Regions from separate parts of the Homo sapiens genome. Here region 2 is linked to region 1. Evidence: chromatin contacts called from ENCODE Hi-C or POLR2A ChIA-PET data. All regions are on one chromosome and are shown on one strand. The core of a region is the stretch at or near the end of the contact, and the rest is flanking DNA. Distances in the headings are between cores, read along the strand shown. Region 1 has its middle 28 kb from the start of ABLIM3. Region 2 overlaps SH3TC2 (SH3 domain and tetratricopeptide repeats 2).

Region 1 (4,974 bases), core at 2,245-4,744:
GAAATAGAATTGCTTAAGGTCAAGCCAGGATAAAGTGTGACAAACATAAATATTTTAATGCATATTTAGCTTTAAGAAAAAAAAGGGTTGGCAGGGACAGTGGCTCATGCTTGTAATCCCAGCACTTTGGGAGGCTGAGGCAGGGAGGGTTGCTTGACCCCAGAAGTTTGAGATTAGCCTAGGCAACATAGGGAGACCCCATTTCTACAAAAAATCAAAAACTTAGCTGGGCATGATAATGTTCACCTGTAGCCCCAGGTGCTTGGGAGGCTGAGGCGGGAGAATCACTTGAGCCAGGAAGTGAAGGCTGCAGTGAGCCATGATCATGCCACTGCAAGATTCTGAGAATAAAAAAGAGAGAAAGAACAAGAGAGAGAGAGAGAGGAGGAGGAGGAGGAGGAAGAGAAGAGAAGAGAAGAGAAGAGAAGAGAAGAGAAGAGAAGAGAAGAGAAGAGAAGAGGAGAGAAGAGGAGAGAGAGAAAGACAGAAGAAAGAGAAAGAAAGAAAAGAGAGAAAGAAAGGAGAGACAGAAAGGAGAGAGAAAAGAGAAAGAAAGAGAGAGAGAGAAAGAGAGAGAAAAAGAAAGGAAGGAAGGAAAGAGAGAGAGACAGAAAGAAAGAGAAAAAGAGAGAGAGAGAAAGAGAAAGAAAGAGAAAGAAAGAAAGAAAGAAAGAAAGAAAGAAAGAAAGAAAGAAAGAAAGAAAGAAAGAAAGAAAGAAAGAAAGAAAGAAAGAAAGAAACAGAACAGACAGACCCGGGAGCCAGAAACAAAAGCAGAAATCGGTGATCAGAGCCCGATCAGGAGGTGAAAATAGATGCCATGGAGATCCTGGAGTTTCTCAGCCTACACTGGTCCACAGAGCTGGGGGCTAGCCTTCTGTTGCCCCCACCTGTTAACAATGACCTTGAGCCCATGTGAAGCCAGGGAGTGGGAAATTTGCTCCCTACAGAAAGCCTGCAGGCTGGAAGGGTTGATGTTCCATCAAAAAGGAATTGGAAAACTTCCTTTGACAGGAGAAGACCCTGAAGAAGCTTTGCATCTGTTAGAGGCCTTACAAGGAAAAGTCAAACACCCAGGCCTGCACCTTGAGAAAGTACCATGCATTGTGCAGGAACCCCATTCAGAGGAGTTAGTGACAAAAACTGGTTTCTGGATGTTGATTCTCTAAGAATACAACAGAAACAATGGCAAAAACAACTCCTTAAGGATATTTTCATAGTGCGGGGTTCACATGAAGCCCATTTTCTTAAAACGCTGAAGAATACAGTCATGCACTGCATAATGACATTTTGGTCAATGACAGGCCACATATATGACAGTGATCCCATAAGATTACAAATGGAGCTGAAAAATTCCTATCACCTAGTGACATCTTGATGATCCTGACCCTGTGTAGGCCTAGGCTAATGTGTGTGTTTGTATCTTCATTTTTTAACAAAAAAGTTTCAAAAGTTAAAAAAAAGTAAATAATTTTAAAAATAGAAAAAAAGTCTTACAGAATAAGTGTATTAGTCCATTTCCACACTGCTATAAAGAACTACCTGAGACTGGATGATTTATGAAGAAAAGAAGTTTAATTGACTCACAGTTCCACACGCTTAACACGAAGCATGACTGGGAGTCCTCAGGAAACTTACAATCATGGCAGAAGGCAAAGTGTAAGAAAGCACCTTCTTCACAAGGTGACAGGAGAGAGAAAGAGCAACAGGGAGAAGTGCCACAGACTTTTAAACCATCAGATCTTGTGAGAACTCACTCACTATCATGAGAACAGTAAGAGGAAATCCACCCCCATGATCTAATCACCTCCCAGCAGATGCCTCCCCCAACACTGAGGATTACAATTGAACACAAGATTTGGGAGGGGACACGGAGCCAAACCATATCCATAAGGATATAAATAAAAAAAAAGTTTTGTACTGCTTACAATGTGTTTGTGCATTCAGCTAGGTGTTATTACAAAAGAATCAAGAAGTTTTAAAAAATTAAAGATTATAAAGTTAAGAAGCTATAGTAAGCTAAAGTTAATTAATTATTGAAGGAAGAATTTTTTTTATATAAATTTAGTGTAGCCTAACTGTACAGTGTTGATCTCAGCTCACTGCAACCTCCGCCTTCTGGGTTCAAGCAATTCTCCTGCCTCAGCCTCCCGAGTAGCTGAAATTGCAGGCGTCCACCACCATGCCCGGCTAATTTTTTCTGCAGTAGTATACAGTAATGTTCTAAGCCTTCATATTCACTAACTCACCCAGAGCAACTTCCATTCCTGCAATATCTATTCATGGTAAATGCTCTATACAAATGTACCATTTTTTATCTTTTATACTGTATTTTTGCTGTACCTTTTCTATGTTTAGACAAATAAATACCATTGTGTTACAATTGCCTACAGTATTCAGGAAAGTAACATGTTGTATAGGATTGTAGCTTAGGAGCATTAGGCAATATTATACTCTAGGTATGCAGTAGGCTATACCACCTAGGTTTGCGAAAGTACACTCTATGATGTTCACACAACAAGAAAATCATCTAATGACTCGTTTCTCAAGAATGAATCCAGAGTTAAGCAATGCATGACTATAGTTCAAAGTAGTTCATAGTTAAAACAGATACAAATCAAATAAGGAAATTGAACACCAAGAGAAAAAAAACAACAGATGCAACTGATCAGTGAACCAGCACTGCAAGAATGAGAAATTAAAAAACTATGAATGAAAGAGATAGAATAAGCATGTTAAAAGGTAGACTTCATAGTAAGTGTTCTTATCACAACTTTTTTTAAAAAGGGAGAAAAAACACAGACTAAACTGCAAAGAAATGACTATTAAACTGACAGCAAAATTCTAATAAAATTAGAAACAAAAAGAAAATGGAATTATACAGACAGCACAAGTAAATGGTATTGGGCAACAATTTGTATAAACTTTTAAATGTACAAAGCCATACTGTTAAATATTTATGAACATGTACAGATTTAATAAGAGCATCAGAATATGGACAGGAGAAAGACCACTTACATCAGAAGAGAGAATGCCTCTAGGGTGGAAGGAAGGGGAATGTGATTAAGGAGGGCTATAAAGGAGACCTCAACTGTATCTGAAACCTGCTATTTCCTTTAAATAAGTACACACACTCACACGCACATACACAGAGACACACAAACACATTTGGATACAAAATATTCTTAAATGTCAATATGAAAAAGCAAGTCCTGTCACCTTCACAGATGTAAGATTCCCATAGCCACCTTGGCCAAGCTCAGTAACATATCTACTTCATTAGAATGTCTGCTCAATGCTTCTAAGACTTGTTTTCAACTGCTATTGCTGTAGAATTAGTTACTGAGGCTGGAATCTCCTTACTTTCATGACAAGCAGGCTGGTTTCCCATGTGTGGATCAGAAGTCAGCTTCCTGATGCGATTTCACTCTCAATATACTGCCTGTCTGGCCAGTAGAAGCTTCTAGGGGTAAATATCAGCACAGGGAGAGAACAGCAAAGGCTGAATTTCTTCTCAGAACCCTGACACCAAAGGAACATAGATGAAGAGTGACACCCAGTGGCCAGACAGAAGGCAGAGTGCAGAGACTTCAGCTCCTTGGCTGCTTGCTTGTGTGGAGCTGGGTCATTCCTCTGAGCTCAAAATCCAGCCTTCGGTTGCTGTGATTCAAGGAGCTCCGATATCTGGATAGTGCTTTGGGGGATATGCAAGGAGCCAGTTCCCCTCTTCTCCTTGTGCCACCCGTCCCTGTTTTCTGGCTCATTTCCCCCTTCTGTACCAATTGTGCAATCTCTGGTGCATTGGGTCCCACAGCTGACCAGGCACAGGAGAATGTTGTAGTCCACCTCACACAGCACAGAGGACGCTGTTCTTCAGTGTGAGAGGACCCCTTAAAACTAAGCAAGTGAAATGTGATGAATGAATTAATTCAGTAGTGCTGACTTACTGTCATTTGAGGTAAATTAGCGTGAGGTCCAGAAGTCCAAATATAAGTTATGAAAATGACAGCTGTCTCCAATATCCTGTTAAAACTGCCTCTCAAGATCACCACCCACAACAATGCAATGGCACAAACAACAATAAGAACAAGTGCCTGTGAATCATACACACACACACTGTGCCAGGCACCATTCTGAGGGCTTTGTGTGTATTATTAACTCATTTAAACTCATGACAAGTGCTAACATTCTACGCATTTTACAGATGAGAAAACTGAGGCATGGAGAGATAAATGTATGTGTCCAAAGTCACAGAGCTGGTAAGCCAGTGGAAGCACCAGCTGCACTCACATGGTCACGAATGCTTTTTGGGCAGCCTTACTCCAGAACTCTGTAAGCCATTTAGCTACTGTGCTTCTGGATGACCTCCTAATGGCTGGCCCTGAAGGTCTTTCCTCAGTTGGCCCTGCTGTGCCTCTCTGAGGACAGCAGCAGTGTCAGCCCCCATCTCCCCCGTGGCTTATTTCTTCCTCTCTGTGGCTCCTCTGTCTCCTCTCTGCATTCTCTCTTCCTTCACTCTGTAAATGGAGGCATCCTCCATGGTTCTTCCTCCTTCCTGTTTTCCATTATCTTTGTTCTCTCTCTCTTGCACTGGAACCTCTCACCAGAACTCATCGGATTTAATGTCAGGATTTAAAATCACCAGGGCATTTAACCAAAGCTCACTGGATTTGATGTCAGGATTCTGAGGTTCCAGAGGGAAGGCCTTGGGTTCAGCCTCTTCACCCCTGGGGTCCTCATTTCCCCCTGCGGTAACATGATGGGGTGGTTCAGAGCAATGTTCTCACCTTGGCTGCCCACCAGCCCCACCTCGGGAGCTTTTATCATTATTGCTGTCCTGGCCTCACAGGCCATTTAGATGACAGCCTCTGATTGTGGAATTTCTATTTCTTCCTTTAATTTTCTCAATTGCTTCTTTGTATATTTTGAGAGCTTGTTTGGAGGTCCTATCAGCACAGCTACTGGTATACCCTT
Region 2 (5,165 bases), core at 2,249-4,748, 130 kb before region 1:
CACTGACAGTGGTCAGAGGTCTCGGCAAGAAAAATGAAGGTTCTGGGAGTTCTGAGAGCAATAGGACCAGAGCCTAAGGGAGAGATAGGGGTAACAGGTAAGCAAGATTCCAGTCTCAAAGAAGCTGAGACCTAAATACAAAGAGACAAGACTTAAATCAGAACCAAAGCCCATGGTGGGGACCCGGTTGGTTTCTGAGAGGGGCACCATGACCCACAAATCAGGTCAGAGTTGGAACTGCAGCAAGCTGATTTATGCTTCTAATCAAGCTTCCTGCCCAGAAGTCTCTAAGTCTCCCACTACTGCTTGTCCAAAGTCTCCCGGACAGCAAGAGGGAAGAAGCAGAAACACAGCTCCCTTTACCTGATCCCTTGAGCCGTGTTTTTCCCACTACCTAACCCATGCGATGCAAACTGGACTACGTTCCAAATCCAAATAGGATTTTCTAAGCCTGCACTAGACAATGAGTTGTTTATTGAGTGCTTAGTGAAAGGGAGAAGATAATTTACTCTTAGCTGAGTTCTGGCTCATGTCCTCAGGAACCAGACTGACATTTATGTTTTAGCACCAGCCCATTAGGGGAACTGGAATGGCTTTTTCTGCCTGTAGCTGAGCATCTCCGGGGCGGTCTTAATGGTGATCTTAAAGTTCCGTCTACATAATACCAAAGCTACAGGTCAGTTCAGGCCAAAAATAATAAATAAAAATCACTACTATTAATAGTAAGCTTGTGAGAGCACTCTGCTCACTTTGCACTTTATCCTACTTGCTCCTAAAGATCACCGATCTTGGGGAGGAAGCAGAGGGACAGGCTAACGTGCTCCCACCTCACTTTAGGATTTCCCTCTGCTACATCACCCTGTGGTACTCTTCAAAGCACTTAACACTCTTTAAGCTAATAGTCTATTTTTAAATGCCTTCCAACTAGACTATAAGCCCCACAAGACAGGGAGTGTGTCTTTCTTGGGTAGGGCTTTATCTCCAGTGCCTAAAATCTGATAAATGCTCAGGAAATAGATATTGTATGTGCTGAATGATGTCAATAATGAATTTGGGGTGAAAAAAAGGTGGAAATATGTGCGAGGATATTACTATCATTTGAGTGATAATAAAAATGTCTCTGGAAACAGGATTCCAGTATTTTTTTTTTATTTCTGTAGTTTAAATTTTAAAACATTGAGATACCACCTCACAACTATTAAACACTCAAAGACAACATTAGTAACTGGCTGTGTTGGGGAGGGCCTGAGGAAAAAGGCACTCTCCGCATTGTAGGAGAATACATTGACAAGAGCATCATGAAGGGCCATTCAGCGTCTATCAAAACAACAAATGCATATGCCCTTAGTATTCTGCTATTTCACTTTTGTGGAATTTTTCCTACATATATAATCACAATCACATGAAATGACATGTGTATAAAGTTATTGATTGCAGCATTGTTTACAGTAGCACAGTATCAAAAATAACCAAATTGACACCACTAGAGAACCAGCTAAATAAACTGTTATTCCCATCATGCAAGGAGATACTTTACAGCTGTAAAAATGAATGAGGATACTGTTTGTAGAGTCATATGAAAGATTTTCCAAGATTTACATTTTGAAATAAGCAAGGTACAAAGCAGAGTGTATAGTATGCTATAATATTTAAAATGGCGGGAGAGTATGTCACTGAATTGTTTTTATACACACAAAATATCCCTGGAAGAATACACAAGAAACTAATTTTTTAAATGTGGCCTATGGTAGGGAAATGGGGGCATGCTATTCCTTGTTTAATTTTTCATTTGGGAATCATGAGAATTCATTATTTGTTCATATAGATTACTTAAAAATACTTTTAAAATAAAAAATGAGCTGTTTTAACACCAGTGGACCTTGTGAAAGATAACTTTAGGAGACTGACGCAGCAGAGGCATCATGTCTGCAAGTAGAAGATGTTGGTCTCAGGCCCAGCTCTGACATTGACATTGGCATTGACATTGATGCTGATGTCAAGGTGTTCCCTTTCCTGGGCCTCAGTGTCCCATCTATGGGATAAAGAGGGAGAACTAGCAGGTGTTTTAAATACCTCCTGCTAGTCTCACCTTCTGGGATCTAATCTGTGGCTAGGCTTTACTTAATTTGGCTTAAAGCACATGCTGTATAAAACATGTCCTGTTAAAAGCATTTTGAGTACAGTATTTTTTGTTACTTTGCTTCATTCGTTTGTTTGTTTTTCAAATTGCCACTTACCATTTTTAGTACAAATTCCTTTTGAAAAGCTCCCACTCTCTCCATCTCTCTGAAGAGGGGCACCTGGGTGTCATGAATACACCTGTGGCCTAAGATATGGTAATGGAGGGAACAGACCAGGTTCTGAGTGGATGAAAATAGCTCAAAAGGAGATAGCAAGGAGCACCAAGAAAAAATTTGCTGGGAATAGGAGCATCTTGTTAGATGCATGCTGAACCCCCGAACTCAGTTTATCCAGGTGGAGGTCCCAAGAAACCAAATGCAGCTCCCTTTTTTACAGTTCTGCATATGTGGGAGCTGAATTGCATACTGATTTCATCTTGCTGAAGTGCACATTCCCCTTCCAGTAACAGCAATCTAGCTTCCTATTTTGGGGTTTCCTTCCCCCTACCCCGCACCCCATTAGCCCCTGTCTGTGTTCTCTAGCCCTGAATTCAGATGTCCCAGACTGGTCAAATAATGGTATTCTACTTCCCTGTCACAAATGGCCATCATGTCCAGAGCTTTTGTCCAAAGTGCTAGGGAATAAGACACTCTTTTTTCTGTTCCAGTCAAACACAGGGGAGAGGGAAGATAAGATGTAAACTTCTGGTCACCACCCTGAAACTGCATGAAGCTTAGGAATGAACAGGGAAAGCACATCCAAGAGATGGTGACATCTTTGAGGTACTATCAACCTGCTCCTGGAACCAGTGTGGTTTTTAAGTCACTTGAACCAATACATTTTTTTAAAATTACTTAAGCCAGTTTGAGTTTCACCTTCTGTTTCTCAAAGTGAAAAGAACCTGCATACAACTTCTTGTACATGAATATTGATATCACTTCCCAGATTTGGGACGTTTTCAGCTATTATTTCTTTAGATAGGCTTTGTGTCCCTTTATCTCTCTCTTCTCTTTCTGAAATTGCATTATGTAAATATTAGTTCTCTTGATGGTTTCCCATAGATCCCATAGACTTCTTTTATTCTTTTTTCTTTTTGTTCCTTCGACTGGATAATTTCAAGTGTCCTGTCTTTGAGTTCACTTATTCTTTCTTCTGCTTAATTGAACCTACTGTTGAAGCTTTCTATTGAATTTTTCAGTTTATTCATTATACATTATAAATATATACAATTATTATTTATCAATTAAAAATACATTTTAAAAGGAACAAATGCCATATAAATACCAACTCCACTTGACTTATAGTGACTTCCTGAAGAACTATATTGGGAAAAACCCTGGGGCCTTGTCTGGGCTCATGACTCATGAGGAAGGTATGCAGGAAGAGGGAAAAGGTGAAAATTGAGCATTCCTTGACTAAGTCGAAACCCCTGACTCAGTCTTCTGCCTCACTCTGGACTAGGCAATGCTTCATATATCTCCAAGGTTGGTCTTTCAGGTTGGCATATAGGAAGGAATTTGTCAGCATGTATCCCTGAAGGGTAAATGTCCACATTTGCTTAGATGTTTAGTGGGTATTCCAACCCTCAAAGAGCTGTGCTTGGTGCTGTAAACAAATTTGTTCCCAGTATCTGACCTAAGAGAACTTATACTCAGAAGGAGGCATCTGCTTCCTGCTTCACCTTGAAGGTTATGTACTCCACTCACTTCTTTGACCTCAAATAATTTGTAATCTGCAAATAGTCAAAGTGAGCAATGATGCCAAAAAGCATAATGGGTTATAGAGGTACCATTTACAAAGTGTATAAAACAGGACAGGAAGTGAATCCTAGGGATGGAAGCAATGGAAGATTACTCCCATTATTTTTAATCTGGTTTTCATGGTTCCACCAACCTGGGCAAGCTAATCTGGTTAACTGAGACTCTTCTTGATAGAACTTTTATTGGTTCTGACTCCACTTGACATCCTCAGAAAACAAACACTGAATAAGAATGAGCTACTTTTCTGGAAAAAAAAAAAACTATTCACTCAAAGCACTTAAAATCAAAACACACGCAAAAATATATTACTACTCATTTGAGGGTACCCTGTTATGAAGGTATAATTTATATATAATAAAATTCATTATTTTTTAGTTACAGAGTTCTATGAGTTTTGGCAAATGCATTCAATGCCATCACTACTACAATCAAGATATAGAACAGCTCCATCACTTCAAACAATTTTCTTGTGTCTTTTTTCATCAATTCTTCCTCCAACTCACAGCACAGATCTGTTTGCTGATCCTGTAGTTTTTAAAATGCCATATGGATTATATACAGTATGTAGCATTTTAAGTCTGACTTCCTCTAATTAGCATAATGCATTTGATGTAACTCCAAGTTGTTGCATGTATTGGGTGCTCATTTCTTTTTATTACTGAGTAGTATTCCACTGTATGAATACACCATAGTTTGTTTATCCATTTCCCAGTTTGAAGACATTGGGTTGTTCCAATTTCTGGCAACTATGAATAAATCCACTCTAAACATTTGTGTATAGGCTTTTGTATACATAAGTTTTCATTTCTTTGATATAAATACCTAGGAGTAGCAATTCTGGATCACTTTGTAAGTGTATGTTTAATTTATAAGAAACTATCAAAGCATTTTCCAAAACAGCTGTTTCATTTTGCATTCCCAGCAGCAATAGCCACTTTTATTTTTCAATGTGTGGAATGTCATTTTTATATAGATTTGGCCCACTATCATATCTCCATTAGGGCTCAAAAGACTTCATGTCTGTGCTGGGAGCAAAGTAACCTATAGATACCACTCGATCATTTTTCTGACATGAGACTTACAGAGTATCATCTCTAGGGTGATTTTTGAAAAACACATAAATGCAGAATCTTGGTGTTTAAAAGGAAATTAGAACTCATTAGTTCAACTTCTTTAAGTAAGGCTGTTTTGATCCAATTATAATCAATTTTCACTCACTAAGGCCCTGCTTAATAGCCTATTTTACTGCCCGTGTGAACTTGGGTATGTTACATAACTGCCTTA

Evidence for each region. A loop is a pair of places that touch in the nucleus more often than their neighbours do. ChIA-PET counts read pairs that join two places held with the same protein, here RNA polymerase II (POLR2A). Pooled maps may share reads with other maps.
Region 2: a loop to region 1 is called in a pooled map, with 2.3 times the contacts of the local background. The contact joins two enhancer-like sites. A Hi-C loop is called at or near these places in 8 of 168 maps with a recorded cell type or tissue (K562, PC-3, PC-9 and 4 more) and 18 of 50 pooled maps. POLR2A ChIA-PET finds 5 or more read pairs at or near these places in 2 of 52 experiments (MCF 10A and PC-9).

What each region holds. Positions count from the first base shown.
Region 1 is chr5:149,111,322-149,116,295 of GRCh38, forward strand. It overlaps the pseudogene RN7SKP145. Among named protein-coding and RNA genes, the nearest start is that of ABLIM3, 28 kb to the right of the region's middle. Within about 2 kb of position 3,495, at least 4 of the 41 ENCODE cell types and tissues checked have a DNase peak (open chromatin) inside an H3K27ac peak, as active enhancers do; they include PC-3 and PC-9, where a contact is called at or near this core.
Region 2 is chr5:148,981,018-148,986,182 of GRCh38, forward strand. It overlaps SH3TC2 (SH3 domain and tetratricopeptide repeats 2), which reads right to left. Exons shown (of 17, transcript NM_024577.4): 17 at 1,133-5,165. Among named protein-coding and RNA genes, the nearest start is that of MIR584, 79 kb to the right of the region's middle. RefSeq lists an enhancer at 2,960-4,159. Within about 2 kb of position 3,499, at least 4 of the 41 ENCODE cell types and tissues checked have a DNase peak (open chromatin) inside an H3K27ac peak, as active enhancers do; they include PC-3 and PC-9, where a contact is called at or near this core.